Regions from separate parts of the Mus musculus genome. Here region 2 is linked to region 1. A link is a loop called in an ENCODE intact Hi-C map of the cell type or tissue named here. Cell type or tissue: gastrocnemius. All regions are shown on one strand. Each heading gives the region's core, and the rest is flanking DNA. Links, peaks and the distances in the headings are about the cores only.

Region 1 (16,072 bases), core at 2,997-10,996:
TATCTTTGAGAATGACTAAGACATAAGAGCTGGATATAGTGGCTGGACCTGTCACCCCAGCAATGAGGGGTGGGGCTGAGACAGAAGGTTGGCTTGAGCCTAAGAGTTTGGGGCTAGCCTGGGAAACATAGCAAAGACCCCTATCTCAACAGTGACAACACACCAGTAAAAACAGGTTGGGGGAAGAGCTCAAGGAAAAGAGGAAGTGGGTTTAGACTTCCTGTTGTACTTGGCCACTAGGAATGTGAGCTTGGGCAAACGACCCCCCCCAATCTCAGTTTCTCCTCTGTAAAATGGACCTGCCTGCATTACTGGGTTGTTATGGAGATTAGAACAAGACACACATAGAGTACTTGGCCTCAACCCTTTAATACAGTTCTTCATGTTGTGGCGACCCCCAGCCATAACATTGTTTTCAATGCTACTTCATACTTCAATTTTACTACTGTTTTAAATTGTAATGTTATAGGATATGCAGGATATCTGATATGCAACTCCCAAAGGGGTCGAAACCTACAGGTTTTTTTTACTGAAGTAGAGTTTAGCTCAGTCTCCGTCAGTCCTAGGTGACGCTTAGCTTACCTGTTAAAAGCAGGCTTGCTTTGTCTTTTTTTCCCCATTCAATCCCTGGCATAGCCACAACGAAAACAACTGTCTTAGGGTTTCATTGCCGTGAAGAAACCCATGACCGTGGCAACTCTCCTAAAGGAAAGCATTTCATTGTGGCTGGCTTAGAGTGTCAGAGGTTTAGTCCTTTATCGTCATGGCAGAAAGCATGGCAGCGTGCGGGCAGACACGGTGCTGGAGGAGCCGAGAGTTCTACATCTTGATCCACAGGCAGCAGAAGCAGACTGTATTTTGCAGGCAGCCAGGAGGAGACTGTGTTTCATACTGGGTGTAGCTTGAGCATATGAATAAGACCTCAAAGCTCACACTATACAGTGACACACTTCCTCCAACAAGGCTCCTAATGGTGCCGCTCCCCGTGGGCCACCAAGCATTCAAACGCATGACTCTATGGGGGCCATGCCTATTCAAACCCCCACAACTGATTCTCAAGTCAGGGCTTTCTTTTTAACATTTTTTACTACATTTTTAAAATTAATTTATTTTGTGTGTGTTTGTGTGTGTGCTCACATACATACTCTAAAGCATATGACTAGAGATCAGAGGACAGTGGTAGGTAGGGGTGGGAATCAGTTCTTTCCTTCCACAGTGTGAGTCCCAGACATGGAACTCAAAGTCACCAGGCTTGGCAGCAGCTGCCTTTACCCTCCGAGTCATCTCTCTGGCCCAAGTTTATCATATTTTACATATTTTAAATATAAGAACTGAATTGCTCTCTTGACACAATGCCTTTAGTAGCATCCTTCACTGCATGATATCTGCCACGGTAGTGGGGAAGCTTCAGGGTAAAGCAGTGCAAAGTCCCTCCAATCACCCAGGGGACTGGGCCTGTAGAGGCTCCCGGCTGAAAAGACTAAGCACTAGAATACCATTAGAGACACAGCCATGTGCCTGGGTGATATTTGAAAGTTGAGTTGATCTTGAACCTTTCCTAGAAAGGGTTCCCAAAGGTGCCCCCCCCCAGAAGCCCCAGTTTTAAGCATGGCTTAAACCATGGGTAAGTTTGAAAAGGAACATAGCAAAAGCATGCTGGGGCTACAAGCACCAGGAAAATGGAACAAAAGACATCAGAAGACACCAGGCACAACGGCTCATGCTTTTAGCCCCCGCACTTGGGAAGTCGGAGACAGGCAGATCCCTGTGAGTTCAAAACCAGCCTGGACTACAGAGCAAAGTTCAAAATCAGCCAGGGCTACATAGTGAGACCCTGCCCCCCCCCCCAAATAGAAACATTCCAGGAACGGTCACTGTCTTGAATCTTTCTTTAAAAAAAAAATACATTGATGTGTGTGTGTGTGTGTGTGTGTGTGTGTGTGTGTGTGAGAGAGAGAGAGAGAGAGAGAGAGAGAGAGAGAGTGTACTTGTGAAGGTTAGAAAACAAAATGTTACAGGAATCGATTTTCTCCCTCCATTATGAGGGTCTTTGAAAGGAAAAGTATCGGCCCAGGACTCTCAAGACCCAGTTCTCAGCACAAATGAGATATGTTTGCCCCAGAGGGACAGAGGGCAGGGAACAAGAGACAAAGACAGGAGACAGAGGATGAGGGAGCAGGAGAAGGGAACAAGGGAGAGGGAGGAGAAGTATGTGTCTCTGGAGGTCAAAGGACTGCCTCTAGAGAGCAGACAGACGTGACCCACAGGAAAGTGGCAGTTTAAAAGGTACAAGGAAAAAACCCATGTGAGGATGAGGCATCTACTCTTTTTTTTTTTTTAAGATTTTATTTATTTATTTATTATATGTAAGCACACTGTCGCTGTCTTCAGACACTCCAGAAGAGGGAGTCAGATTTTGTTAAGGATGGTTGTGAGCCACCATGTGGTTGCTGGGATTTGAACTCTGGACCTTCAGAAGAGCAGTCGAGTGCTCTTACCCACTGAGCCATCTCACCAGCCCCGAGGCATCTACTCTTAATGGAATGTGTTAATTATGGGAGCCGATGGGGGCTTTTGATTGCTGGACTTGAATACTTTGGTACTTTGATAGCTGGACCTTGGTAGTCGACCCAGGTGGAAAAAGTGGCTAATAAGGGAATAGACCTTGATGGCTTGCTTTAGGGATGTTGTCTGTTGAATTTTTAACAAGGAAGAGGGAATTGGGCAGAAGGGCAAGGCTTGCCAGAGCCATGTTTGCCATGTTTGAGCTGGCCAGAGTCCCTTAAGTCCTGAATATTGAACTTAGGCTTCCAGGCTTGGCAGCAAGTGCCTTTACCTGTGGTGCCATCTCACCAATGGCTTTCTTTTTCTTTTCCTTTTTCCTTTTTCTTTTAAAGATTTATTTATGTATTTCATGTATGTGAGTACACTGTCGCTGTCTTCAGACACACCAGAAGAGGACATCGGATCCCATTACAGATGGTTGTGAGCCACCATGTGGTTGCTGGGAATTGAACTCGGGATCTCTGGAAGAGTAGTCATTGCTCTTAACCCCTGAGCCATCTCTTCAGCCCCTCACCAACAGCTTTTTAAAGCCCTGAAATTAGTGTAAGTTTTGATTGCTAAGAGCAGTCCTTCTATGGCAGGCCTTCCAGTTTCCACCCAGGTCAGGGCCATTGACTGTGTGCAGGAAGGGAGGCCTCACCCTTCTGTCTTTCCGGGTTTTTAAGGGCCACTCGACCTTCAGTCTTCTCCTCTAATCCCAATGCAGTTGCTGGATTCATAAGCACAGAATTTGTGGTGTCAGCCAGACCCTTAAGGGAATGTGAAACCGGAGAATTTTGCATTTGGCTTCATCTTTAAAGATTTTTGTTTAGGAGTAAGGCCTCAAAAGTTCTCTCTCTAAGACAAGAATTTTGGCCATAAGCTACAGATGGCGTCCTCTCTTAACTAGCACTCTGAGAAAAGCACTGTTAAGAGCCGGGCACCCTAAGGAAGGCAGAGCGTGACACACCTGTGGTTCTGGGACAGTGGTTCTCAACCTTGCTAAAACTGTCGCTCTCTAGGTGGTGACCCAACCATAAAATCATTCTCATTGCTGCTTCTTAATTGTCATTTTGCTACTGCTATGAATCATAATGTAAATATCTGATATGCAGGATATCTGATATGTAACCCCCTCAAACTGGTTGAGACTCACGGGTTTCTCAAACTGCTGTCCTAGACTAAGAAGGTTGAAGGAGGATGGTTATGAAGTCAAGATCAGCTTAGGTTACAGAGAAGAAGGCTTGTTTCAAAACAACAACCAACATATTAGGTTATACAACATATACGTGCACAAATACATATTTATACATACATGTATATTATACATATAGATATATAAGATTATATATAAGACATATATGCAAGATATTGTATATGTATACATATACATATAAGATCGTGGTAATAAGCTGGCAGAAAAGCCCTTGGCTATCTAATGCATTTAGGATAGAGTTCGTGTTCCTTATATTCATACTGATTGCCGTACTAATCATTGCATTATCTAAACCCTATACCAAGTACATAAGGATGGTCATAAGAGGCACTATAAGAGCTGTCCTGTTCCTGACTTCCCCAGCTTGGGCCACTCCCCAGGTTTGTTCTCTCTGCTCTGACTGCCTCAGCCTTTGAAGGCTTCTGCCTGGAATACTAACCCATCCACCCTTCAGCTGTCATCACCTGCAAGACTGCCATCTGCCAATGCCTTACCCTTGAGGCACCTTGACTGCCGGAAGTTCCCCATTCCCTCTCTGTGACTCTCTAGCACAGCTTCCCACTCCTCATCTCCATGTTGGCTTCTGTCTGACCCCTTTTATAACGCACGCACGTGTGCACACACAGACACGCAGGCACATACTCTTCCTCCCACACACCACAGTGCTCTTTAGTGGGTCAGCACACTGTCTGTGTTGCCCAGAGACATCCAGTGAGGTCACTCTTCACAAGAGATCGGTCATCACCTCTGCTTTGCTGTGCCTTAGACCTGACACTTACAGCAAGGCTCCATCTAGAATGAATGAACCAGAAGACAACAGAGCCTCAGTGCTCAGTAAGCTCTCTCCAGACCTCACTGAGTACACAGAGCCATGATGCTCTCAAGAAGTGAACTCAGGAGAGGGTAGATGGATCTCTTCCCCAGCACATTGCTGGGTAGCACAACCACATGAAGACACTCGTGTTCTGTTCAAGCAGACAGACACCGAATGAGGAAGGTAGCCATGAATAGAGGCTCTAGAAGAGTCTCTATTCTCTGAAGCTGGTCTCCACTGACCTGTGACTTGAAAGGGGCCCTAGGCATACCAGGGGAGGGAGAGATGCTCCCCAAAGTCTGTCTCCCACAAAACCAACAAGGACACTGGCAGAAACAACTTAGTCAGCCGTAGGAATTAGTCATGGGTTTGCCACAATCTGAGTAGTGAGTGTTTGAGAAAACCAGAGGGCTGGGGAGACACCCAGTCAGCAAAGCCCTTGTCTACAAAAACAAGAAGCCCCGAGATCTCTATTCACAGGATATGTATTTATTTGACACTTGGAGCTTGTCCTGGTGTCCTGGGGGCTTTGTCAAGAACAGTGAAAATTAAGAGTTTAATATCACAGTTGCTGGAAGTACCGGCCACACTGAGACCCCATAAAGCTGAGTTAAAAACAAAAAGGGAAAGGCAGCTATGACTTTCATAACATGCTTTAGAAACTTCCAGGACACTGCTGGGAACCTGGACAGTCACACACATCTATCCAGAATACTTCCTGGTGTTCACAGATTATAAACAACAATCACATTGACAAAACACAGGCTTCTAGATGAATACTGGGCTGTGGAACTGGGAGCTGAGCTAGGAGAAATCAGCCTGAACAAAACCAAACACCTTCCTACCAGTGACTGGTAATCAAAGTGGAAACTTCTAGTTTCTTTGGACAGTTAGTTATGTCGAATGATGGTTTGCTGGGGCACACAGGTGAAAGGATGTCTTGCTAAAGCAGACACGGATAAAAGGATGCTTTGATATAGCAAACATGTGAAAGAACCCGTGATGAAGGAGTATAAATATGACCCCACAGACAGTGGGAGACAAGCAGAGAGCATTGGTTTGGTTTGCTCTGCCTTGCTATTCTTTGTTAATGATACACATATACTGGGTCAGCTTACATTGAGTTGTTGACCTCAACTTGTGATAACGACACCATTGAGAGAAACTTGCTAAAGAACTGCTCATGAGGTTCCTGAGACAGCTTGCAGCTTCTGAGGCCTTGCCTCAGGCTGGTTAGCGAGCCTTGCGTTTCCTTGAGGATTGAGCTACGGCAGCTAGTCTATTCATGATGTCTGCTTGCCGAAAGGATTGGGCTGTAGCTGCCAGTTCATGTGTGGTGTCTGCCTGCCTGGAGGACTGGACTGATGCTGCTGAATCCTACTTGGTGTTTGCTATGGGACTGAACTGCTGAGAAAAAAGATTGAGCTCGCCCCCAAAGAGCTATTGCTGAACAGGTCCACGTTCCCCATATCCTAATGACTTTCCTCTTCCACTACCTCTGCTGGGGGGTGGGCTAGAGGAGAGGTTGAACCCTTATTATAAGTAGGTTGCAAAAAATATATATGCCTACAGTTAATATTTGTAAACTTGATTGTGAACTTAACAGAACCTAGGATACCAGTCCCTGGGCAATCTGTGTACACCCATCCCAATTATGAGTGGCACTCTTTACTGGGACAGTTGAGGTTTAGTATGTTGCTATGTGTTGTAATGCTAAATACTGGCCTGGTGGCCCCCAGCGATGAGGAGAGTCTAACGCAAACTCAAGTGATGCTATGTCATCTTGCTGCCAAGTTATGCCCCATTGATGAATACAGATGCCTACAGCTTATCGCTGGGCAGAAGACAGATGGGTCTTGTTTTGTTTCCTGGACTGGGGGTCTGAGGAGACATCAAGGAGGAGGGAGAGAGAAGGTGGGGAGAGGAGAAGACTCTATCGGGTAGGTGAGTCATAAAAACATGGCCATGAGACCTGGCCAATTAGAATTAAGAGCTGCCCAGATGAAACATGGACCATGCAACATATATAGAAAACGACTTGGAAATACAAAGATTAGCTAGTAATTGGCCAGATAACCTGGGTAGATATTTCTCAAAACAAGGCACACAAATGGCTAGCAAGCACATAAAACATGCTTAACATATTAAATCACTAAGGCAATGAAGATCAAAACCGTAATGACACATCACTTTCTGGCAGCTAGGAGAGCATTTTCTTTTTAAATCTAAGCCTTATGGCATATGCCTGTCATATAGCCCTGGGCAAGCAGAGAAAGGGGGACCATAACAAGGTCAAGGCCAGCCTGATCTACACAGCAAGTTCTAGGCAAGCCAGAGTTACTCAGCAAGACCCTGTTTTAGAAATGAATAAACCAAAAATAAATAAATAAAGCCTCAACTCACGTTGGAGACTCCCTAGAGGAATTTAAGTTTCATCATGTCATTGACCAGAGTGTAAGAAGTTCAGGAACTTTAGAGACCAACCTGACACTTTCACATCAAGTTCTTCATACAGTTTCCATTTGCACTCGTAACTAAAAGAACGAAAAAAGGCCCGGTCACAATGAAGCATGCATACAAATGCTTGTCACTATAAAATCGGTTATAAAAATCAATAAGAGGAAATAAGCCCTAGATAGCAATGGAAGGAAATTGGAAACATAGTTAAAACATTATGAGTTCTGTGTGTGTGTGTGTGTGTGTGTGTGTGTGTGTGTGTGTGTGTGTGTATGTGTGTGTGTGTGTGTGTGCGCTTGGCTTTGTAACTCAAGTGGGTAGTCTCCAGCTTAAACTTTGTAAATGACCATGTGTCCAGGGTCAAAAGGCTAGACAGGCTTGGGCCTTTCCTTAATCTTTCCCAGAGCTCTGCGTCTTAGTTATATCGACTTTGACCACTAGATGGCAGCACTTGACCACATGCTTGTCAACAAAACTCGGAAGACCCAGGGATCAAAAAGAGGGAGGGCTGTAAAATGTTGAGATAACTTCTGCTCACATTAGAGCAGGTGACATCACTGTGTGATGTATAATAACTACAAGGAGATGCAGTTTTTATGGACATTTAGGTGACGAGGTACAAAAGAATGAGGCAATAAACAGTGATGTCGAGTTCCGAGGCTAAATTATCTACCCCACCCACCACACCCTTCCTCCTCTTGCAGCCTGCACTGTCCTGAAGGAGCCCAAGAGAGGGCTTGTCTGGTGCTCTCAGAGGACTCCCCAAGTGCCCAAGGTCACACTTCTGAAAAGTAGCAAAAGGTACTCCCAAATGTTTTAGTCCAATAAACTATATATCACATCATTTTTTTCTCATTTTTCCTTAAGTCATTTTTAAAAAACAAAATTATAAACAAATTTATGTAAGTTTATATTTGTATTATAGATAAATGCACTACCTGTACATACACACACACACACATTTTCTCCCCTATAATTGTACACCTGGGATGGGTTCATTCAATTTTCTCACAAACCAAATCTGCTCACTTCAGCATGAAGTTGTTCAAGTCAGCACCCTGCCCTGGTGAGCTCAGCTCTTTGTTAGTTGCAGAGCCCTGGGAAGCCAAACAATGTGTTTAAAACACCCAGGCTATCTGGGTACGAGGGTACACACACCTGTATCCTAAGATCGGACAGTGACCCGGGGGGCGGGGGATGGGGTTGGCTGTGAGTTCAAGGCTAGGCTGGGATGCATGGCAAAACACTGTCTTAATGCTCACCACAGACACACACACCAAAAGCAAGCAAGCTACCAAGTGTCCACTGAAGGACTTAACCTTAATCTAGCTAGGACCTTGGATAGGCACATTTTGCTCACAAAGCAAGAACCCCTTTAACTATGAAGGAGGTGTGTGGCTATTAGGACACATGCTTTCCAACACTGAGCGCCAAGGAGTCCTCGTCAAGCTGGGTTGTGCCAGCCGGGCTGAACTCCAGGGAGGACTAAGCCATAGGTGTGTTTATCATTCCTATCGGTGCTCAGAACAGAACCCAGGGCCCCCCTCGCACACGCTGAGCAAATGCTCCTACCACTGGGCAACACTGCCAGCCCTAAAGTATACTTTAATAATATTGCAGGTGTTGCCTTCCCTGCACAGAGATCCTTCTGTTTCTCATTTTTTTTTTCTACCCTGCCCAGCCAACCTTGTTCTTTCCCTTCATGGAAGTGGAAGGGCGATGGTGCCGAAATGTAAGCCCAAAGTCTCTGCTATGTCCCAAGCTTCTCCCAGAGTGACCTCCATCACCAAGCCTCAAACCAAACAAACAGAAACGGAAACCTATTTAAAGACATCCTTTCTGCCACTCCTAATCCACAGCCTGCTGCTAACTGGTGGAGGGGCATCCCTGCCTGCTCCCAGAGCAACACTGGAATACCCAGCTATTTCTCACCTGCTTCCTAGCAGTGTGGGACACCCAGTCCTCTCTGAGTGAACAGAACCCAGACGGTCTGCGGCTCAAACGTAGGAGATGTGAGGGTAGATTGGGGATTTCTTTTCGCTTGTATTGGTTTTGTTTGAGGCAGTCTCACTATGGAAGCTAAGATGGAACTTAACTAGGCAGCCCGAGATGGCTTCCAATTTTGCCTCTTCCTGCCTGAGCCTCACAGTGAGTGCTAGGATTTCAGGTGTGCTCTACCTCAGCCAAGCACAGATGAGCTTTTTGGAGTTGACTTCATCCGTAGTTTCTTGGTTCCTGTTGAGAACATCCAAGGCCACTGTCTGTGAATCTCAAGGTTTATTCCAAACTGCACAATCCAAGAAGTCAAGGCCAAGTTTATACATTCTCCCTCCTGAGGCTCTCCGGAGGGGTTAAAGGCATAGCTCTGAGGTCTGTGTGGCTGGAGGAACTAAAGACTCTAGAGAGAGACTTCAACTGCCCTCCCACCCTCGGGTGAGTCCTCTGATAATATTAACACAGAGCTTCCTGCTACCTCTGAAGTGGGTCCCTGAACTTGGGAGGCCTGGAACACATGATGCAAACAAGGGTGTGCCTGTCTCTTGCTGCAGAGTGCCTTGCCATAGCTCCGGTGAGTGTGAGAGGATGTGGGTCAGAGGCCTCTCCAGACTGTGGTGCAAGAAGCCTCCTGTAACACAGGTCCTGCCTACACTAGCCAGCCGACTGAGCAGAACTCAGCCACTCACAGAGGCAGCACAGGAGAGCTGTGTGTGTGTGTGTGTGTGTGTGTGTGTGTGTGTGTCCGTCCACAAACACTTTAGTTTGCTCTTCTTTTCTCCCCATGAATCTGGCCCCACTTGTGACTATTAACACCTGCTTTCAGGTCGCCAGAACAAGAATAAAACTGCAGCACAGCCACGCGTACCCTGGTCTTGTCGCCTTCCTTTTAAAGGCTGAAAATTCCAGGGAAAGGGAGAGAAAGTTGGTTTTTAAACTCGGTTCACATTTTAAAAAATAAAAATAAAAACACGTTTCTGGAGTCGAAATAACATCTTTCATAGTTAACCAAATTAACTTGTGCATTTATATCCTCGATACTATATAATTTGCAGTAAATGTTAAAATTTCCCAAATTGTCCCTAAAAATGCTCTTTATAGTGAGATTGTGGGAAGTAGTATCCAGTATAAGACCATACAATGTGCCTGCTTTTTATAGACCTGAAACCTTCATGTCTTTCTCAAGCCACTAAACTCCTCTTAGTCATGTTCTGACTCCTTGAAGACGGGGTCACCTGTCCCAAAGGATGCCAGGTCACTTGGTTGTGTCCAGCACTTTTTCTACTGATTTTCTGCAAGCTGGAAGTTGTATCTCCGTATCCAGATTAAATATTCTGAGGTGTTAGGATTTTAAGCTTTTAGACAGGATCTTATTACCCCACGCTGGGGAAACTCACCATACAGCCAAGGTTGAACTTGAATGTCTGATCCTCCTGCCTCCACCTCCTGAGAGCTAGGATTACAGGTGTGCTTGTTACTCCTGGTTTCTAGTGACGAAGCCTCATCCTCAGCCACTCTAAGAAAAAGTGCTACACAGAAGAGTTGACTTCTGTAAATGATGAACACCTAAGTCACATAGAGTGTCACGCATGCATATACTGCTCAGTGAGACTACATTCATCTTCCTCCTGGGAAACACAGATCCCACTCTGTGTCACACAGAGAGGGGGCTACTTGTAACTGTGTGTAGAATATGGCAATTTGGGAGAAATCTATACAAAAGCTACCAGGATATTTAAAGCCATCACCAAGTGTCCTCCTGCTTTTTCTTTGACTCAGCTCTCTCTCTTTCTCTCTCTGTGTGTGTGTGTGTGTGTGTGTGTGTGTGTGTGTATGTGTGTCATGCCTGCTTGCCTGTCTGCCTGCCTGTCAGTCTGTTGTGTATGTGTGTCCATCTACTTGTGTCTGCTTATATCTATGTGTCTGTGTGTGTATCTATATCTGCCTACTTACCTGTCTGTCAGTCTGTTTGTGTGTGTGTGACTATCTACTTATGTGTGTGTCTGCCTACTTGTGTCTATGTTTCTGTCTTCTTGGAACTGCTTGTGTGTATGTGTGTGTCTGTATGTGTGTGTCTGTGTAGATATTTGTGTGTCTGTCTGCTTGTGTGTCTCTGTGTGTACCTGCTTGTGTGTGTGTATTTGTCTGTGTGTGTCTGCTTTTGTGTGTGTATTTGTCTGTGTGTGTCTGCTTTTGTGTGTGTGTCTGCTTGAGTGTCTCTGTGTGTGTGTGTGTGTGTGTGTGTATTTGTGTATGTGTGCCTGTGTTAGGAGGTGTGCTCATGAACCTTTTTTTTTTTTTTTTTAGTACTGGAGATTGAAACACATGCTAAGATACTAGTCTGCTGTGAGCTACAGCCCCAGCCTTAGGGTCTACTTTTTGACCCTCAGCCTTAACTCTACTCTTAGTATGCTCCTGGGCCAACCTTTCTGGTGACCACAAACCTGTGACAGATCCAGATGGGAGAGAACAAAGATAGGTGAGGCCGGATTCTCCAGGTCTTCAACAGCTATGAATGCCTTTCCTCTTTGGGTGGTGCTGGGGACAAAACCCAGGACCGTGTACACGCTGAGCACACGCTCTGCCACTGAGCCACACACATGGCCTCAATAGCCTCTAATTGAACCTGAAGCTTATTATGAACCCAGTTGGAAACATTTGCCCAGGTTTTAGGGAGCAAACACTCTGTTCTGTGAGCTTGTATCTAATACACATCACCTTAGTGACCTGCTCACGCCACCGAAGCTCAGCACCTTGGAATACAAAGGCTGGAAACCCCCTTTGTTTTCCAGTGTGTGGGGCACGAGCCTCTGACTCATCCTGGAGCCCAGCCAGCCTCTGAGTGCTGCAGGGTGAGCAGGGAACCGGGCAATGCCGGAGTCCCCAAGCACAAGGATCTTCCGACCAAACGAAGCTTCGAAAGCAAACAAATAAATAAAGGGGGTGGAGGCAGGTGCAGGGACACTTGGGACGTACTCACGTCAGCTAAAAGGCAAGGGCAATGCCAGCGGGCGGGCGGGCAGGCGCTGTGCGTGTGCCTGAACGCCTGTAGAACATCTTTGCTTGTGACCTTGGGGGTGACTGTGAGCAAGGTGCTTGTCCTGCCAGCATGAGGACCTGCGTTTGGATCTCTCACAAAAAGCCAACGAGGTGGCCCATGCGTATAAATCCCAGGGCTGGCCAAGCAGAAAGAGTAGGCTCTTTGGGGGCTTGCTTGCTAACCACCTACTTCAGCCTATCCGTGAGCTCCAGGTTTGGTGAACAGCCTCGTCTCAAAGAATCCGCCGAAAGGGCTGGAGAGATGGCTCAGGAGTTAAGAGCACTTGCTGGTCTTCCAAAGGGGTTCAGTTTCTTTCCCCCACATCTGGGTGCTCACAACCTCCTGTGGCTCCAGCTTCAGAGGGTTCGGTGCCCTCTCCTGGCCTCTAAAATTGCTACACCTCTGTCTCTCTGTCTCTCTCTCTTTCTCTCTGACTCACTCTCTCTCTCTCTCTCTCTCTCTCTCTCTGTGTGTGTGTGTGTGTGTGTGTGTGTGTGTGTGTGTGTGTGTGTGTGTGTGTGTTTTAGGAAATGGTCTCTTCTCAACCAAGCTGGCCTTGAACTCACTAACTGACCAAGAATGGCATTGACCTTCCTGCCTTCACCTCTAGAGACTAAACCCGAGGTTTTGTGCAAGCTGGCAAATACTCTACCAATTGAGCTATTATATCCTCAGCCCCCTGGGAGTCCTGGAGATACTTCCTTTAACTTGTTTCTGACACAGAAGTAGAGTTGGGGCAGCTAACCTCATTCATGTCCCTGTAGGAAAGGAACAGGAAAGTTACCTCCATATCAGCTGCCTCAGCTCGATGAGGAAGAGATACCAGATATATATAGGCCTATTACCAAAAACCAGAATGGCAGGTCAGCTATTTAGGGCTTCTTAAGGTGTGCATTAGTCATAAGGCTGGCTGGCACGTGTCTGGGACAAACCAATTCAACAGGAAATTGATCCCATTGCAGTACAATGGGCGTATTCGGAAGCAGGTGTACTACACACAAATGATCTCTGGAAATTGGGGGAGGGTGGTTTTTCTTCCCAAGGCAGAGTGAAGAATCGGGGCAGGGTGGCACAAGCCTATAATCCTAGCATTTAGGAGATGGAGGCAGGAGGACCAGGAATTCAAGGCCAGTCTTGGCTACATAGTGAACTGGAGGCCAGCCTGGCCTACATGAGACCTTGTCTCAAAAAACAGAGAGTGTTGGTCCAGAGACATGGCTCAGTGGTTAAGAGCACTCACTGGCTGCTCTTCTAGAGGTCCTGAGTTCAATTCCCAGCAACCACATGGTAGCTCACAACCATCTGTAATGGGATCTGATGCCCTCTTCTGGTGTGTCTGAAGACAGCTACGGTGTACTCACATACATAAAATAAATAAATCTAAAAACAAACAAACCACAGAAAGTGAAAGAATAATGACTTAACATTGTCTTTTTCCTTTGAGACAGGGTCTCACTGTGTTGCCTAGGCTGGCCTTGAACTCCTGAACTAAGATGCTCTTCCCAGCCCTAGCCTCCAGAGTAGCTGGGATTGTAGGTGTGACCCACCACCCTCAGATTTGGTACAAAAATATCAAGCAAGTATGCTATCTCCACAAACCTCCCTCAGCCTGTGTGCGGGACTAGGACATCATGCTAGTTTCTTCCCAGTTAGTGGTCATTGTATTTACCCTTAAGAGAAAAGCAGGGAATGGCTTTGGTTCAAAAGAAATAATCATAAAACTAATTCTGATTACAACATGATATGACCTTTTAACTCGCAGTGCTCTCTTTCTCTCCCTCTCTCTCTCTCTCTCTCTCTCTCTCTGTGTGTGTGTGTGTGTGTGTGTGTGTGTGTGTGTGTGTGTGGCATGCAGATGCCAACAGAGACCAGAAGAGATCATTGGATCCCCTGGAGCTGGAGTTAACATGGCTGTGAGCCATGTGGCTTGGGTGTTGGGAACCTAACTGCTCTGCCAGTCCAGGCCCTGGCTCTTTCGATGTAGCCCTGGCTGCTGCCCTGAGATCTTAACTCCTTCTGCCTCCACCTCTCCCCTAGCTGAAGTTTCAGGCCTGTGCCACCACACTCTGCCTGTTAAAGGCCTTTCAGAAAACACCCTATTCAAGAGTCTAAATCAAGCCGGGCGTGATGGTACACACCTTTAATCCCAGCACTCAGGAAACAGAGGCAAGCGGATCTCTGGGGATTCAAGGCCAAGCTGTGGCTACCGCACAGAGAAACCCTGTCTTGGAAAACAAACAAAAGAGTCATATTTTTTCAGCAATGAATTATGTTTGGAGTTCACCACTGGTCTAAGAACAAGCTGAGCCCTCAGAAATCTTTCAGACGGGACAAGCTGAGGGCTGGCTTCTGTATGAGAGCTAGTGTCTGTCCATTCTCAGTACCCTCCAGGAAGCCCCTCAGGCTGGAGGGGAGGAGAGCTGTTTCCAGATTCCCAAGTCCTCTCAGCCACAGGCTGGCTGCCTTCTTTATGACTCCATTCCTGTCTGCCCACTCCCCCGGCTTCCTGCCTACTCAGCCTTCTCCCCAGCTGTGTTTTATCTGATAGCTTGTTAGAAATGCAGCCCAAAGTCATAGGACTCCTATGACCAGAGGCTACATGGCTACTGAACCTTTGAATCTGTCACTTAGGTCCCCTGTTCATTCCTTCAACAGCATGAAGTGACTCATTTGTCAGAACCCATAACAGAGTTCAGCTACTTTGGCTTTTATTTTAAAGTTTATGCAATATTTATATACAATTTTAAATATCATTACTATATAAAATATATATCATATAATATATACATAGTATATTGACTCACAACCAATATATATATATATATATATATATATATGAAAGAGAGGGAGTATCTTATGGAGGCTGACTTGAACTCTCTGTGTAGTCAAGGGTAACCTTGAACTTTGGAATCCACCTGCCTTTACCTCTCAAGGGCTGGGATTCTAACCAGGTATCACCACCCCTGGTTAGGCCGCACTGAGAATTGATTGAGCCAAGGGTTTTGTGCAGGCGAGGCGCTACCAACTGAGCTCCACCCCCAGCCCCTGGTCTTAGCACTTTTAAAAAATCAGAATTCATCTTCAGACCAAGTCGCCATCCTGGGAGCGACTGCAAGGTCTGAACACCTGTTGCCCTCCAGGCTCAACTAGACAATCTCCGTCCTTCTGTGCGGCTTCTTAATTGGAAGTAAACCTGGAAACCATTGCCAGACAGCCCGTGTGAGTCACAACAGGTGGCTGTGTGCTTTCCTTTCCGGGTGAGACGAGAACTTTAGTTTCTGTCCCCTCTGCTGTGTCTCAGGAAGATCAGGGCTGGTGAATAATTCAGGATTATCCGCCTCATCCATGAGATCATTTCCTTCAGAATGGAAGGTGCTTTCTTCACCTCTTCAGAGACTTTCTAAATCAGGCCTGAGACGGAATCATTTTGTTGTTGAAACACACTTAGACCACTTAGTAACCACAGCCTACCCCGTGGTCTTGTTTGACGCAATGTTGACAAGCAACAGATGTCTGGTTGTTAAACGTGAAGGCGACACACACTGCAGCTGGCATTGCCTTATGGGCTGTGTGAGAGGCATTGTGAGAGTCGACCTCTGTTTTCACGGCTTTCTCAGGAACAGTTGGTCCCTGGTTCTTGGAAAGCCTGAGTGGTAACAAATAGCATTTGTACAGGTCTAAGGGCGTAAGGAAAGACAGAGCCCGCTGGGGAAGGTTGCTCAGGAAGACAGCACAGGGTAAAGCTAGAGCAAGAAAATGCTCACAGAGTACCTGAGGCAGCAGGGCCCAGGATACGAAACAGGACCTGCCATGGAATCTGACTTCTTGGGATCACTGGGCTGGTAGAAGGTACGGGAAATTTCTCGGGGATACAGGTAAAATGTGAGCTGAGTCCCAAAAGCAGAACATCGGGGCACGGGAAAACTGTGGTCAGCTGAGGGTGGGAATCCCAGCAAACACGGACAGAGAGCCTGGTCAGCTGAGGGTGGGAATCCCAGCAAACACG
Region 2 (16,072 bases), core at 5,248-13,247, 290 kb after region 1:
TTTACTGTTGGGAAAGTTTTTATCTATCATCATAATTTTGTAAATGATTTAAAAAGTAAAGCGTTAGTTTCCCTGGGGATAAGGTCATATTAGTGGCCCCATCACTAGGGATGGTTTCTTACCCATTATTCTCGCTTAAGACCATGGCCTAGGCTACCAGGAACATGTAAATAAGAAAAGGAATAAGAGAAAACAAAACAGATAGATTGCCATGAGAACTATGGCAATCTCCAGCGAAGAGTTCCACAACCAGTTCCAGGAGGCCTCTCATTTTGAGGTCAATCGCCTCAGTCTGTGGAACTTGTCACACACATCCTACTGGAGGTGGTGTGACATATAGTATTATTTGATATAAAGACAAGTCATTGTGCGTTATATTTATAGGCCTTAAAAATGAGAATGGCCCTTTATGAACTAGTTTTTTTCCTTTCAGGGAAAGAGAAAATACAAATCACTAAATATATACTCTATATAAAATACATATAAAGAAATATTTATTTGGGGCCAGAGATGTAGTTCAGCTGGTAAAATGCTTGCCCAGTATGCACAAAGCCCTAGGTTTGGTCTACAGCACTCCATAAACTGAGCGGGTTCAGAGGTGCATACCTAAGGTCCCTAAGGAAGATGAGGCAAAAAGGCCAGTTTCCAGTTATCCTCGGGGACATAGAAATGTGAGGCCATCCTGGGCATGAGCACCACACTCAGCTTAGAACAAACATTGACTGAAACACATGTTTTTACACAAAGAGAATGAACCTTTTGGGGATGCTAAATTTGATATTTTTTAGAGGCAGTAAGTTAGTGATGTGTGTGTGTGTGTGTGTGTGTGTGTGTGTGTGTGTGTGTGTAGACACACACATGAACATCAGATGATAACTTGTGAGACTAGATTCTTTCCACCATATGGGTTCTAGAGATTGAACTCTGGTCATCAGGCTGGGTGTCAAGTGCTATACACTAAGTACTGAAGTGAAAAGAATACGTTATATGTGACTCAGAGCTCCTAAGCTGAGCCTTCATGTGGAAATGTATCATTTCTCCCTTCAGAATACAATGACAGATTCCACAATTCTTTTAGAAGATGTACAGAAAATGAAAGACAAAGGTGAAATAGCACAAGCATATATTGGTTTGAAAGAAACAAACAGGTAAGTCGAGCCTTTCATCCACCTTGGTTTAACTGTGTTAATTGAGTCTTCAAGCCAATCTCTTGTGCAGGAACTCACTGGACTAATCAATTGCTTTAATGGACATCTTCAAGAAGAACCTAAGGTTTCTAGAATAAACTAACTTAAAATATCATTAGTAATATCAGGTAAATAGTGACACTTGGTGTCAGGGGAAATGTTACTCACATTGTAGGAAGATATGTTTATTGCAAGGGCTTTGGCCTTCAGCTGCCTAGAGAAGAAATCCATTGCTCAATAGACTGAGTATATCCTTTCATAGTAGAGGTTCAAGATGGCCATTTGAAGATTTGTAGAGGAAGCTACAGTGCTCAATAATTGAAATGTAGCATGAAGAGAAATGAAAATGTATGTGCTTGGAATCCCAGCAGTGGTAACACTACAGCTCTACAAGGGCGCCACAACTTCAAGGATGGGATAAATGGAGACTCGTACCTGCAGCTCTTAGCCTTACTTCATTTCTGAACAGAAACTTAATGCATTGTACACTAAACAGAAAAAAAAATTACATGCTGACCATTTTGAGAAAGCATGGCCAGTGATGACCACAGAGGAAAAACAGTTCATAAATACCCACAAATTAAATATATACACCTTAGGAAACATTAGCTTATTCTTTATTTACAGGCAAAAGTACAGAATACTTATTTAAGTATGTGGTTAAGTGTAAATTTAATTTATGAATTAATTGTAAACTTTTATACTTAAGAGTATCTTATTATAGAAAGGGAATTGTGTCCATCCATCCACTCAGCTATTCAGTCACCGCAGGTCTGGAATGTGCCTGCCCCATGCCAGACACTACGCCACACAGTGGGAAGACAAGTAATGCAGTCTCTCCTCACAGAGGTGATAGGCTCCTCAGAGACAGGACTGAGGACATTGAATTTTAGTCTAAAGATATTAGAAAGAAGTTAAGTGTTTTACATAGAATGATGTAACAGATTCAGAAAGCTAGCCTTGCTGTTCGATTTGAGAACAAATTATAATGGAGTAAGATTTAAAGCACAAAACCAGTTAAGAGGCTTTGCCATAATCCATAATCACTTGGGCTTGGTAAAATGCTTGCCCAGCATGTACAAAGCCCTAGGTTTGGTCTACAGCACTCCATAAACTTGGGCTTGGTGGTGACAGTTAGGGTTGAAAGAAGTGGGGCATTTGGAAAGATATATATGAAAACGAGGTCAATAAACCTTGTGGTCTGTCGGGTGTGTGAATGGGTCATAGGGAAGCTTGGCGTCTGGGGACGCGGTTGGATGTGTTGATACCATTTCATGAGCATGAGACCAGAGTGAATGGTGAGTAAATTTACACATTCTGACTTTTGGGAGACAAGGAGGCATCAAGGAAGAGAAATCCCACTGTGCAGTTGAGGTATATATCATAGATCTATAAAGTCATCACTATAGTAATTCAAATACAACCTCAAAAAGAGATAACTCTTTAGGAAGAGATGGTAGATTGAAAATAGAATTTTGGCAAGTTCATGTTATATGAACATAGCAAAAAAGTATATCAAGATTAAGAACCTGGACTCTGAAATACTATAGTATTTTAGTAAGAGAAAACAGATCCACCTCTAATACAAAGACAGTTTATCAAGATCTTTAATTTTATCCAAAAATTTTAAACCATGTCAAAAGCTGAGAACTTTGAATATGTTCTTATGTTATTTGTATAATAATTTGTATAAAAGTTTACATGTGAATCAGATTTTTTTGTTTGTTTGTTTGTTTTGTTTTTTCAAGACAGGCTTTCCCTGTGTAGCCCTGGCTGTCCTGGAACTCACTCTGTAGACCAGGATGGCCTTGAAGTCAGAAATCTGCCTGTCTCTGCCTCCCAAGTGCTAGGATTAAAGGCGTGCACCACCACCACCCAGTGTGAATCAGATTTTATTATGCTAAAATAAATTCTATCCAGAAAACTGAAAATTATAGTTTGAAATAGATTATGAAAATTGCCACATGAAGATATGGCATCTGGAGTTTTCACATCATACATGTGTTATGGTTAGCCTCAATGTAATCCTTAATACATAAGGTCATTTGGCTAGCCGCATAAAACATTATAAATTGAATGTGTGTCTCAGTTTTCCAGTTATTTCTCTTCAGGAAAAGCTCCAAACCCTTCATTTGTCTATGATACAACTGCTTAACCCCCCCCCCCATTTTTTTAATTAATGAAAGTAATTTTGTGGTAATGTTGTAAAGTCATTTGTAATTACTAAAAATGGCCCTCTTCACTTAGTAAAATGCTGAAGTATCGTGTGCTTTTCTTGACCACCATCATCTCATTTCCATCCTGTGTCCTTTTGTGTTTTGCATTGTGTTTCTTTACACGGAAGATCATCTACTATGGATTACCAGGAGTTGAATGAGGATGGAGAGCTCTGGATGGTTTATGAAGGGTTAAAACAAGCCAACAGGTTATATATGTCACCTCAAAATAGACTGTTATTAACTTGCTTTTCTCACTAACATGGACTCACAACTTTGACTTTGTGCGTCTCGTGCATTTATTATCCTCCTGAGACAATAAGTCTCAATAAAACTTAGAATCTGCAGCCAAATAGCTTCTTTAAATTTTTCTCTACTAACAGATAGTGTTAAGGCTAAAATTGATTATAGGTGAATACAGTTGCTTCTTGTAATCCACAGTGCTGTCAGCAGTGGCTATCTAAAGGCTATGAGTCTCTCTAGGGCTTGAGGAAGACAGTCTTCCAGCTGAAGCACAAGTTATTGGAGCATGGGCACTGACACTTGCTACCTGCACAGTAGTTTATTAGTAATAAATGTCAATTTGGGATACACGTTCCTATAATAGATTTGGCCACTTTCTCGTTGTTGTGAGGCTGCCCAAGAGCAGTGGCAAGTGACTGCTTCAGCATTCTCTGGTTACGGTGAGATTTGGAGCAAAGAAGTCAGGATAACCACGTGAGCTCAGCAGCTCACTTCCAGGGAAAACCACATAGAATTAGCTGTGTCTCCCTAACTTATTTATCAGTCCTAACAATGTCTGTATCTTAAAAATCCCATCAAATTTTTCATTTTAGTGATTACAATTTTAAGATTTTATACTGTTAAATTGGGTTCTGCTTTTTCTGCTTTGTTCTAACCATAACCATTGGCATTAACCACAGTGTTGTTGGTTGACTCTGTCTTGAAACTTCATAAATAATAGCTAAAATGTTTAGTCCACTATTTATAGTTTGCTCACAATGGCATCAGTAAGTTTATTCAGCAGTTAGTAACAAATAACATTGGGACTAAATGCCTTTTTCTTCATGTTAGTTAATTCTTGACTATAACTTTATATCTTGTTAGGACTCCATTACTGATATGTAATTTCTTGGGGAGAGATATTACAGCTCTATACATTCACATTCACACACACACACACACACACACACACATACACACACACACACACACACACACACACACAAAAGAATTACAAAACCACTAAACTGGATTTGGATAAATCTATGGGTTTCCAAGTAGTGCGCCAGCTTTCTGTCCTTAGATAAGTGGGCAATATTAAACATTATTCTGGTTCAACCTGTGCCTGAAATCAATGACTATGTCTCTAAAGGTCTATTTTATTAGATTGAGAGTATATAATCTTGCTCTTCATAATGCAGCTGTTTGTTTGTTTGTTTGTTTATTGGCAATGATACTATCTATGCCAATTAAAAGAGAACTTCATACAATTCAAAAAGATACAAATGTGGACAAGTTAGTTTCCATTACTGGCATCTGAGTTTCATGACATTATTAGGGTCAGGAGATGCACAGATGGTATAGAGTATCTGCTTTTCCTGTTTCTTTCAAAGGAGTGTGTAGCTTTGTACCCATTAGTGTGAACTCAACTACTCTACAAACTGTGTGGCCTCTCTACAGGCTCTTAGAATCCCAGCTACAGTCACAGAAAAGAAGCCATGAGAATGAGGCTGAGGCCCTCCGTGGGGAGATCCAGAGCCTAAAGGAAGAAAACAACCGGCAACAGCAGCTGCTGGCCCAGAACCTGCAGCTGCCCCCTGAGGCCCGCATTGAGGCCAGCCTGCAGCATGAGATCACCCGGCTGACCAATGAAAACCTGGTAAGGAGAGGGGCAGTGACCCTCTGCTGTATGTTCTTTTAGAAAAAGCACAGCCTTTTCTTTTTGGGAAAGATACTCTGCTGTCCCTAATAGAAAGGAAAATATGAATGTGTTGGTAGAAATGAATCAAAATAATAAAATCGTACCGACTATTTCTCATAGCAGTCTCTTGAGCAGTTGAGCCCCTCAGACCTCACATGGAGTGTCTGGTCTGGCCTGGAGTCTCCGGAAGAGAGTAACCTGACTACCTGCTAGGCTTTGAGTGGCAGGGAGACACAGCTACAGACCATTTTCCTCTGATCTCAGGCATCCAGGGAGGAGGCCTTCCAGCCTGTCTAGCCGACAAGCCAGGGAAGATTCTTGGTTGAGTCAAGCAGGAGCTATGTGTTGTCACTGGATACAGAGCTTCTAAAACGGGGCAGAGGGACTAGAATTGAACTTGGCACATTCTCTCGTTTTAAGCAGAGCCTGTATGGTAAAGAGGAAGGTGATTTTGCTGTTCCCCTTCCAGATTCTGAATGCTCACACAGACTCTCTAAGACCTTCTTTTTTCTTATTCCTTCCATTTTTTTTAACCAAAATAAAATATCTTCTATATTTTTCTTTATCACATTTACATCTATGTAAATTTTACAGATATACTTATTGCATAAAAGTCAGTTAAAGATTATAATTATTCATTTTTGCATAAAATCTGTTCTCTAGTGACAGATGAAAAAGTAATACCTTTTAAGATCCACAGTAAGACGTGTCTGAATTTCTCTGAAGGTCTAATTCCATTAGTGATAACTGAGAGTACAGATAGTTCTCTACCACCATATGTTCACCCATATTTTACCTAGATTGGAAAAAGTGTTTTCTTTCCAGTCTACTGTGTGTATGAAGCTCCGTGGTAGGAGTTGGGGAGGAGCAAGGACGGTGCCTGTGCTCTTTCAGAGCAACTGCACCTTGATAGGGACGGCTTCTGAGTCAGAAAATGTTCTTCAAAAGTTATGTTTTACTCTCTTTGCTGATATGACTAACAATGCTGTTGATGATTAATTGATAAATATGTGGAATAATACTGACTGATCAGTGTACAGATTCTTTGCTTCTGAGTGATTGCCTTAAAATGCTGACAGTGTGTGAAATGGGTTTGTTTCTGGGTGGCAGATTCTAAATTTGTTCACTAAGTTAATCAAGTGTTGCTCACCCTTATAACTCTTCTGTACTATCAGTATTTTGTATCTAACTCAGAAATGAACAAACCTTACACTCAAAATAGAAGTCTCTGGTTAGTTTGTTTTAGGCTATCCTTTGCAGATCATCTGCTTGTGCCATTCGTTACACTGACTGCTAATTTGAAGAATATTATCAAAGTCAAGTGTATGAAAGGATATTCTTTCTCAGTTTTAATTACACATTTGTTAGGATTCACTTGAGCAGAATATTAAGGTAAGCACGTCTGGGCTTAGTGCTTCTGAAGTTTTGCTGCACATGAACACACACGCACACACACTGAACACACACCAGCACACATAGGAATGGCTTTCTTACTCCTCAGGTGCACAGGCTTCACAGGTCTCCCCATGCTGCCTCTCACCAGCTCCACAAGTTGCAAACAGGACCGGGGTGCTAGCAGTGCTCCTTCCTGCCTTTTTATGTCATTGCCTTCCTTGCCCTTGCTGCTCTGATAGTGACTGGACAAGCAGCAGCTTGAGAGAGTCACATGTGAGGGAGCAGTAAAATGCTGGGAACTGAAACGTCAGCCTTCTCTGGTCACTATGGTTCCCTGTTCTAGTGACAACATCCTGGCCATCACCTATTTCCACTGTTCATGTGAAATAGAGACTCATCTATACATGGTAATAGCAGGTGGCAAATTGGAACCTGTGAGTAGATATAGTTTCGTTACATGTGTTTTAAAGTATTTTTAAGTTAATTTTGCTGAGAGGTAGCACTTGCTCAAAGACACAAGAAACAAATATCCATTGTACCTGTTTTTTCAGTATTTTGAGGAATTATATGCAGATGACCCTAAGAAGTATCAATCCTATCGGATTTCACTTTACAAAAGGATGATTGTATGTAAAACACAGTGCTTTTCTGTTGTCCTCTGCTACTTCTAGCCTTCTCTAACTGAAGAGCACACTGCTGTCTGTCACTGCCCAGGAGGTCTCTTCAAAAATATTCACAAAATCTCTTCCCCCCACCCCCCACAGCTATCTTTAGCCAGCTATCTTTTGGTGTCCCGTGTCCACTGTGTTTGGTTTGTTGTTAACCCAAGGCTTACAGTGTGATGGAAGCAATTGATTTCAAAGATAGAGTCAAATTCAGGAAGCATAACCCAGCACTGGGAATGTGAGCAGCTGTTTCCTCAGAATCACTAGTCAGATGTCTGAGCCCAGTTCTGAGCAAGCTAGAGAATGAATCAGCATTATCAAATGCTGTTCTTCTCTAAGACTCAGTGGCAACCCCCAGCCAGCTCCACTGACTCATGTCTGACCTTTCGAAGCTTTCTTAGTCTGGTCATGCCCACTTCCCTCTTCCTGAGTATCTAACTGCCTGTCCTTGGAGAGAATTCTTTACTAAATAAAGCCAGTATCTTACCTTCCATTTAAAAACACAGGTTTTCTTTCTCTCTTTTTCACATTTTACATTAGGCACTCAAACTTCATTTTTTTTAAATATATATATTGTGCAAGATTTGTGGGTATCTTTTATTACCTGGCATTTGGGTCTTATGCCAGCAGAACCCCACTCCCACCCCGAGGCAAGCTTTCACTACAACCCAGGCGGGCCTTGAATTCTCTCTGACTTCCTGGTACTTGGGTTATAGTCATGTACCTTCATGCTATGTAGCAGAAAGTTCTTTATCCTTTTGTTGTTATTACTTTTTTGTTGTTTGATTTGGTTTTGTTTGGCTTGTTTTTTTAAGGCAGTCTCTATATGTAACTCTGGCTGGCCTTGAACTCACAGAGATCCACCCACTACTGCCTTCTGAGTACTTGAATTAATGGTGTATGCCAGAACACCTGGCTCAGCTTACTTTTAGTTTCCCCAACTTCTTCATGTTTCGTAGGCGTTAAGGCTGAGTTTAGAACAGGTAACGCATAGCTGTGCTTTACTCACGGAGGGTCAGTCTTTTCCTAAGTGCAGCTGTCCTCAGCTCTCACAGACCTTGTATGCACTCATCAGAGCTCATCTTTGCCCAGTCCCCCTCACAAGTGACAGTGAGTCTGAGATGTTTCCATAGGAGCCTGCTGGGAGGCTTCCATCACGCTGTAGGCTGTAGCTGTAAGGAGCTCACTGCAGTGTCAGCCTTGCCTTCACTCACCGCAGTGTCAAAGCCTTGCCATCACCGGAGCTGCACCTCCTTTGTCTGCCAGTTTGAGCCAGGCGGTGGCTCCACCTGCAGCTTTTATGTGAAACTAACAGTGTGTTGCTGTGATTCCATCTGTGCGCCCTTTGTGCCTGTGCTGAGCCTGTTCTCATCTTTCTGACATAATTCTCATTTTGATCCTAGGATCTGATGGAACAACTTGAAAAGCAGGATAAAACTGTCCGGAAACTGAAGAAACAACTGAAAGTCTTTGCCAAAAAAATTGGTGAACTAGAAGGTACTTAAACATTTTTTAACAGCATTTGTCAAATTTTATGTCCATTGCTAGTGACCTGGTAGAGAGTTACAGGTGAGTTTTTAGAGAAAATAATCAAAATTACTTTTGACAATCTTAACCTCTGCGGAATGAAAAATTCTTCTATGTATGGGAATAATTTTCCTAGTAACATAACAGTAAGTTACAAAGGGAGAAAATTCATTCAACAAACAGCTAACACATGCCAGAGTCTGCCCTAGTCAGTACAGCATGTGCTTAAGAGCAAGGATTCTAGAGCCAGCTTCTTGATTCAAGTCCTGTGCCTCTCTCCTACCTACTAGGCTCAGAATATGTGCGTGGTGCTGAGCCTCTCCATGCCTCAGTTTTCCCACATCCTCACTGGGAATGATAATGGTGCCTCTCAAACATGGTCTCTAAGAACTGAATGAGTTAATGTGGGCGGCACATCTGCAATAGCAACATACCTGCTACACACAATCTAATTGTTACCACTAGAGCTACAAAAGGGAATGTGGTAGAGTATCCTCAAAGAACTCACGACCTAATAAAAAAAAAGAAATTAATCAGGAAATATGAATTATAATTATAAAGAAACATGATTTTTAAAATCATTTCTATATAAAAAAGGTATGCTCCTTGAGAAAAAAATCCATGGAAGCATACTGCTGTTGTCCTGTGAGTTAGTCTGATCATCCAGCAAGTTTTATTGCGTGTGCCTAGGTGCTGGTGCAGTTGCAGGTGCTTGAGATCCAGCTGTGAGTGAGACCAAAGCAACCACTGAGTTCATTCCAGCCACCCTCTCACATCTCAAGGCACCTGAGGAACAGAACTTCAAAGATAAAATTCCCTTTAAGCCATTTTAACCACAAATGATGTGCTCATCCTGGCCATCTATCATATTCTCTACTTGTCATCTTTGTGACTCTCATGTGGCACAAAGGATAGAAAGAGCCCACCACTCCATCACACTGAGTCATAACTGTTCTTCCGTCTGTCTGGCAGTCCCAGTCAAGCCCTGCTCATTCTGTGGAACTAAAGGCACTTGTCACATCCTCAGAAGCATCCTGATCGCACCACCAACCTCAGGACCTGCTTTCTGTATTTGGTTCATACTTTCTATGGTTTTTCACTCTTAAATTTTTGGCAGTTTTTCTGTTTGAATTACTGGTTTCTATGCTTGACTAAGAGCTTTCTGGGCATGGAAATCACCTCTTATTTTTCACAGTTACAACAATGAACATAGTTTCTGACCTTTGATAACCCTTCTATTCTTGACTGAATAAATAAGTTTTAAAAATATTTAGAGCATATAGTGCCACAGATGTTAATGTCAAAGAGGTTATTACTCTCATTAATATGCAAATACTGAAATGTTTGTTTAGATATCAGAACAATTACTTTATAACCACATATTTTGTATAGACCATTAACATTACATTATTCATATATTACATTAAAACTTGTGAAACTCCAGGGGCTGGGGAGCTGCCTTGGTGTATAAAGCACTTGCTATAAAACTGTGAGGACTGGATCCCAAAATCCTGCATAAGCTGCTGTCAGGCATGACCACTGCCTGCAATCCTAGGTTTAAAGTGCCAGGGACAGGTGATTTCCCACAAACTGTCTAGCTGGACAAGCTGAAACAACAAGCTCTGTGTTCAGGGAGAGACTCTACCTCTCAACACATGAGGTAGAGATAAATGAAGAAAGATACCCAATATAACCTTGAGCCTTCACATACACACATGTGCATCGACCTACATGCTTACATGAACATGCATATATTCCATGCATACAAATACAAGAAGAAAAAGCTTCAAACCCCAGGTTTATATATATGAGCTATAATGTTTATCAGCAGTACTTAGAAATCCAGGTTCTTTTTTACAGAGAACTTTCTACACTGAACTGACGCCATGGCAAGACAGGAGAGTATTTGTAAAAACTCTGCTATAAGGGTATTAACCTGTAAGGTTATTAAATTAGTGGCTCTTTGCCAACATTAATGAATGTGAATAAATATAAAAACCGTTTTTATCTCACATTTGAAATCAGTTTCTTAAATGGTATGCTTTGAAATGTAATTAAAGAGAGAAGATATTTCAAGATGCTATTGGGCTATTATCAATTAGAAATCAAACTTTTCAGCTAAACTGTCCTGATAGCCAAGCAAAAAATAGTATTTATGCTAGAAGCTCATGGATTAAATAAGAAAAAGTCATATTTATTCTTAAGAAAATTTATATTTTGAGTTAAATTATTTGCATCTAGCTAAAATGAAATAGGCTCATATGCCTAGGGTACCTCCCTAGGTGTCCATTGTCTACACCCTGCCAAAGTAGTGAATAAACGTGACACACTCTTCTGACACTCATCTCTTTCTCTCTGGGTCTGTGTTCTATAGAAAAATACCAGTCTTTGTGCAACAAAGCACCATCTAATAAAAGTTTATTAATGCATATTAATGTTTTTTAATGTGTTAAAACATTTAAACCCTTTAGCCTTAAATTGAAATAGCAAGATTCTTGCCTTTCCTGTGGACTATATTTAATTGAGGACACTTTTTATAAAACACTTTTTAAGAGAAAAAAATGGAAAATAGAAATTATGCAGCTAAGTAGAGAGTGTTTCAAAATCTGGTCTTCATGGTGCTCTATTTTAATCCAGGAGTAGGTGTTATATCTTGATTTTCATTTAAAAAAAAAAAGTCAGACCTGAAAGTATCCTAGAAGCCAGGAACTTTTTTGATTTAAAAAACAAAACAAAACAAAACAAAACCCTAGAACTATAAGTTATTTACCCAATACCCTGCCTGTTAGATAGTAGGTCTAGAACCTGAGCCTTCAACATCTTGACTGTTACATAGTAGGTCTAGAGCCTGAGCCTTCAATATCCTGCCTGTTAAATAGTAGGTCTAGAACCTGTGCCTTCAACACCTTGACTGTTACATAGTAGGTCTAGAGCCTGAGTCTTCAACACCCTGCCTGTTAGATAGTGTAGCTCTAGAACCACAGCTTTCAACACCCTGCCTATTACATAGTAGGTCTAGAACCTCAACCTTCAATACCCTACCTGTTAGATAGTAGATCTAGAACCTTGGCCTTCTGATTTCTCTGCTCTAGATCCGTCTTTCCAGAATTTTTCTACTTGTAAGAAATTGTCTGAAAATTAGCTAATCATGAGTTTAACTACTTTTTGTTAGCAAATATGTTAAGTGGTATATGTGGGGACTTTTCTGTGATGCTGTGGATACTTTCAAAGTAAATCTGACACAAAACATAACCCCTTGCCAGGTTTTGGGTAGCTTTTTGATGTTACTACCTGTGTATCAGGCTCTAAAGCTGTCAGAGCAAAATTACCCTTTAATGTTGCTATTTACCCAGTTTGAGCAGGGAAAAACATCTTAAATGGGAGTGGGAAGCTAAATGGCAGAGATGAGGAGCCTCGGTTCTTATAGAGTCTGCTTGCTTTACAAGAGCATGGAGCCCTTTTCCTCCTGAAGAACATTTCTCTCCCTTTTTTATTTCTCCTGAAGTGGGGCAGATGGAGAACATATCTCCAGGACAGATCATCGATGAGCCTATCCGGCCAGTCAACATTCCCCGGAAAGAAAAGGATTTCCAAGGAATGCTGGAGTACAAAAGGGAGGATGAGCAGAAGCTAGTGAAGAACCTGATTCTAGGCAAGTGCTTTCTCCATGGGAAGATTCCTCTCAGCCAGGGCAGTGCTAGAAACACTCGTCACTAAGGTTTGAAGTCTGATTTAATATTCTCTTTAAATTATTTTCTTGACTGTCAGGATTGTGCAATGGTGCTTGTTGCTAAGCCTGATGATCTGAGGCTAGTCTAGGCCTATTCTATTCTGAGAGAAACAGAGCCCTGCAGACTGTCCTTGGGCTTCCACAGACACTCACACAGGCCCTCACACAGCACATGCAAAACAAATAAATGGTTTTTAAAAATTAAGTTGTAATACTTCTTTTGAGGCAGTGGTCCTGTTGTGTTGTCCAGGCAGTGGTCCTGTCATGTTGTCCAAAGGCCCTGGGAGTTACCACTCAGCTTCAGCTTTCTCAGCGTTGAAGGCCATAGACAGGATCCACTGGCAGGCCTAGCTCTGAAGTCTCTGAGTCATCACTTCATACTACATTAGAGAGCTGTGGTGGAGTCCTTACTGAGCATTCAGCATCAGTGTGGGACATGTGTCTAGGATCCATCTGTAAGGCTCCCTTGAAGCCAAGCCAGTTAGCTCTGGTTTCATGTTAAGATCACTCAGAAAATTTTGGTTTTGGTTTTGAGACAAGATCTCATGTATAGCCCATGCTAGCTTATAACATGATATATAACAAAAGCTTACTTAGAATTCATAGTCCTTCATTCTCTACCTCCCACGTGCTAAGGCCTATGTGTACTTCCACTAAGACCAATATGTGTGAGTTGTGTTTTGGCAGGAGTCAGGGAGCAAACCAAGGGCCTCATGAATAGTAGACAGATTCTGCGTCACATCCTCAGCCCACTCAGAAAACTCTTAAAAAAGTGTTGATAGTCTCCTACCCCAATTGAAATAAGTTGAAGCTTCCAGGGAAAAGAACTTGGGCCAACTCTAGTGCTATTCTGGAAATGTCTTGTGCATTCCCAGTTATAACCACAGTTGAATGCCACTGTTGTAGCCATTTGGGTTTTTTAATTTCTCTTTTCATCCCTAGGAATATTTATGGCTAATGGTTTAGGAAAACACTTCAATAATGTGGGAAAAAATCAAGGAAAAAAATCTAGCAGAGTATGGAAAGGATGAGATAATGTAAAAGGTAGAAGAGGCATTTCAGGGAGCACAAGGCCTTGACTGTGAGCCTCTAAGTAGTAGTGAGCTAAACCTTCAGCCTTTGCCATTCTCTCCTCCCAGCTACCATGGGATTGGTAATTACACCTAATTGACCATTCCTCAGCTTCATGGCATTCAGCTTAGTACTATAAATAGCTTCAGAGAGCTTCAGTTTTAACATGATCATCACTTAGCCAAAAGGTTTTAGGGCTGGTGGTTTAAAGGTAAAAAGGATAGAGTAAAGATGGGTGTAGAGTTTATATAAAGTTGTCTGGAAACACTCCTTGATGGGATGTACTGCTCACAGTGGCCAAAGAGAATAGGAACAAGCTGTTCTTATGTCTGAAGAAAGAACATCAGAGGCAGAAAAAGGATAAGGCTGTGGGCTCCCGGCCCTGGGCAGGAACCATGGCATGTTAAGCAATCAACAAGGAGAGTTGTTTGGGGCAGTGAGCTGAGCCTGAGGAAGAGAGGCTAGACGGTGTGGAGCACAGTTCAGGTTTGGAATCTTATAAGTGGGGGAAGAAGCTCTTTGAAGAATTCTCTGAACAAAATTGGCATGATCTAATGTGCATTTTCTTAAGCAAAAAGCTACAATATTTAGTATTATCTGGGACTAGGAGGTGGATCTAAGAGATCAGTTAGGAAGCTCTTCTAGCAACCCAAGAAGTGATAGATAATGTCCTAAGCTGGGGAGTAGAATAGAAGCATCTAGATTCTAGCTGTATTTTGCAGGGAGCACTAACAGGATGATAAGTTGGGTGCATGGTGTAAGAAAAGTAAGGAGTTTTAAAACGATGAGGTTTATGACCTGAGAAACTGAAAGTGGAGGGGTCCATTAGTAGAATGGATGTCAGGGAGAATGAAGAACTTGACTTGGGAGAGGCTTGGTTTGACATGCCTGAGCAGAGCCATCAGGAAGACAGTTCATAAACAAGACTGGACTTCAAGGGAAAAGTCAGGGCAGGATATATAAGTTTTATATAGGTATGTGCCATAGTCAATAATTTCCCTAATGAACTGTTAAAATACTGTTTTTTATAACTTGCTCTGAATGATTGAGCTCTTACACAACTGTGCTTTCATCTCATAAAACATGCCTCAAAGACTTCCAGAATTACATAATTTTGTTTTTCCTTTTTTCTTTATTCAGAACTAAAGCCACGTGGTGTGGCTGTCAATCTGATTCCAGGGTTACCAGCATATATCTTGTTTATGTGTGTACGACATGCTGACTATCTGAACGATGATCAGAAAGTAAGATCATTGCTGACATCAACAATTAACAGCATCAAAAAAGTCTTGAAGGTCAGTTCCACATTCTGCCGTTCTCACGATTGTTAATGATAGTCTGTTCTTTTTCTATTGTTCTTGTTCTACTATTTCTTCCTTAGACTTAGCACAGTTGCTACTGTAACCCTTCCAGCCTTTCAGCATATCTACAAGCTCCAACTATAGGAAACAGTCTCTGTACCCTCTGTGTTAGCTGCTTTCCTGTCACTGTGACCAAACACTGACAGAAGCACTTGAGGGAGGAAGGATAATTTTGAGGGCTCAGAGCTTCAAGAGGTGTGAGCCCTTTGCAGAGGAGCAGTAAGCAAAGACTAATTCAGAAATGGGGCTGGACTGTAGTGTAGCTAAGCCTATCCTAAGTATGCCACAACTTCTCAAAGGCCACCACTGTTGGGGACCTGTCATAATGCCTTCTTTCAGAACAGGTTCAGATTAGACAGTAATCAAAATGGATTTTATTATTATTGCATTTAATTGCATAGCAAAGTAATTCTTCAGAGACAGAAATAATTTGCTTTAGGTTTTATTGGGACCAAACTTAAAATATTCAAAGACAGGCATGGTGGCACATATTTGGAAGATCTCTATGAATTGCTAGCCTGGCTTACAGAGTAAATTCCAGGCCAGCCAGGTCTACACAGTGAGACCCTGGCTTAACAGATAGGTAGGTAGGTAGGTAGGTAGGTAGGTAGGTAGGTAGGTAGATAGGTAGGTAGGTGGATGGATGGATGGATGGATGGATGGATGGATGGATGGATGGATGGATGGATGGATGAGTTTTAAGTGTTTTGTGGAAACCAGTTCTACACATATATATTTATATGTGGACCATATATGTAGAATATGATACTGATCTTGAAATAAATGTCATTTAATAATGTGTAGCTTATTCTTATAAAAAATACGGCATTAAAATTTTTCTTTCAATTTTTGTTCCCCTTATTCTCCAATTCGTTTTGGTTTGGTTTGGTTTGGTTTTGGTTTTTTCGAGACAGGTTTCTCTGTGTAGCCCTGGCTGTCCTGGAACTCACTTTGTAAACCAGGCTGGCCTCGAACTCAGAAATTCACCTGCCTCTG

The links. Hi-C counts contacts between places; a loop is a spot of excess contacts. Peaks named below come from ENCODE experiments on the same cell type or tissue, not always from the same donor. Only the 100,000 strongest peaks of a DNase experiment are listed, where the experiment ranks them.
Region 2: a loop joins it to region 1, with 2.7 times the contacts of the local background. A loop is called at or near these places in 7 of 42 quality-filtered maps.

Annotation. Positions count from the first base shown.
Region 1 is chr9:74,897,576-74,913,647 of GRCm38, forward strand. No RefSeq gene overlaps it. Among named protein-coding and RNA genes, the nearest start is that of Gm38678, 40 kb to the left of the region's middle. In gastrocnemius, for the core only: a CTCF peak has its summit at 7,484 (motif pointing right); DNase peaks (open chromatin) are centred at 7,465, 8,188 and 8,524; H3K4me3 peaks cover 203 bases.
Region 2 is chr9:75,188,853-75,204,924 of GRCm38, forward strand. It overlaps Myo5a (myosin VA), which reads left to right. Exons shown (of 41, transcript NM_010864.2): 30 at 1,048-1,148; 31 at 5,087-5,285; 32 at 7,274-7,348; 33 at 8,791-8,884; 34 at 12,420-12,566; 35 at 14,856-15,010. Among named protein-coding and RNA genes, the nearest start is that of Myo5c, 35 kb to the right of the region's middle. In gastrocnemius, for the core only: a CTCF peak has its summit at 8,694; a DNase peak (open chromatin) is centred at 8,631; H3K27ac peaks cover 2,107 bases.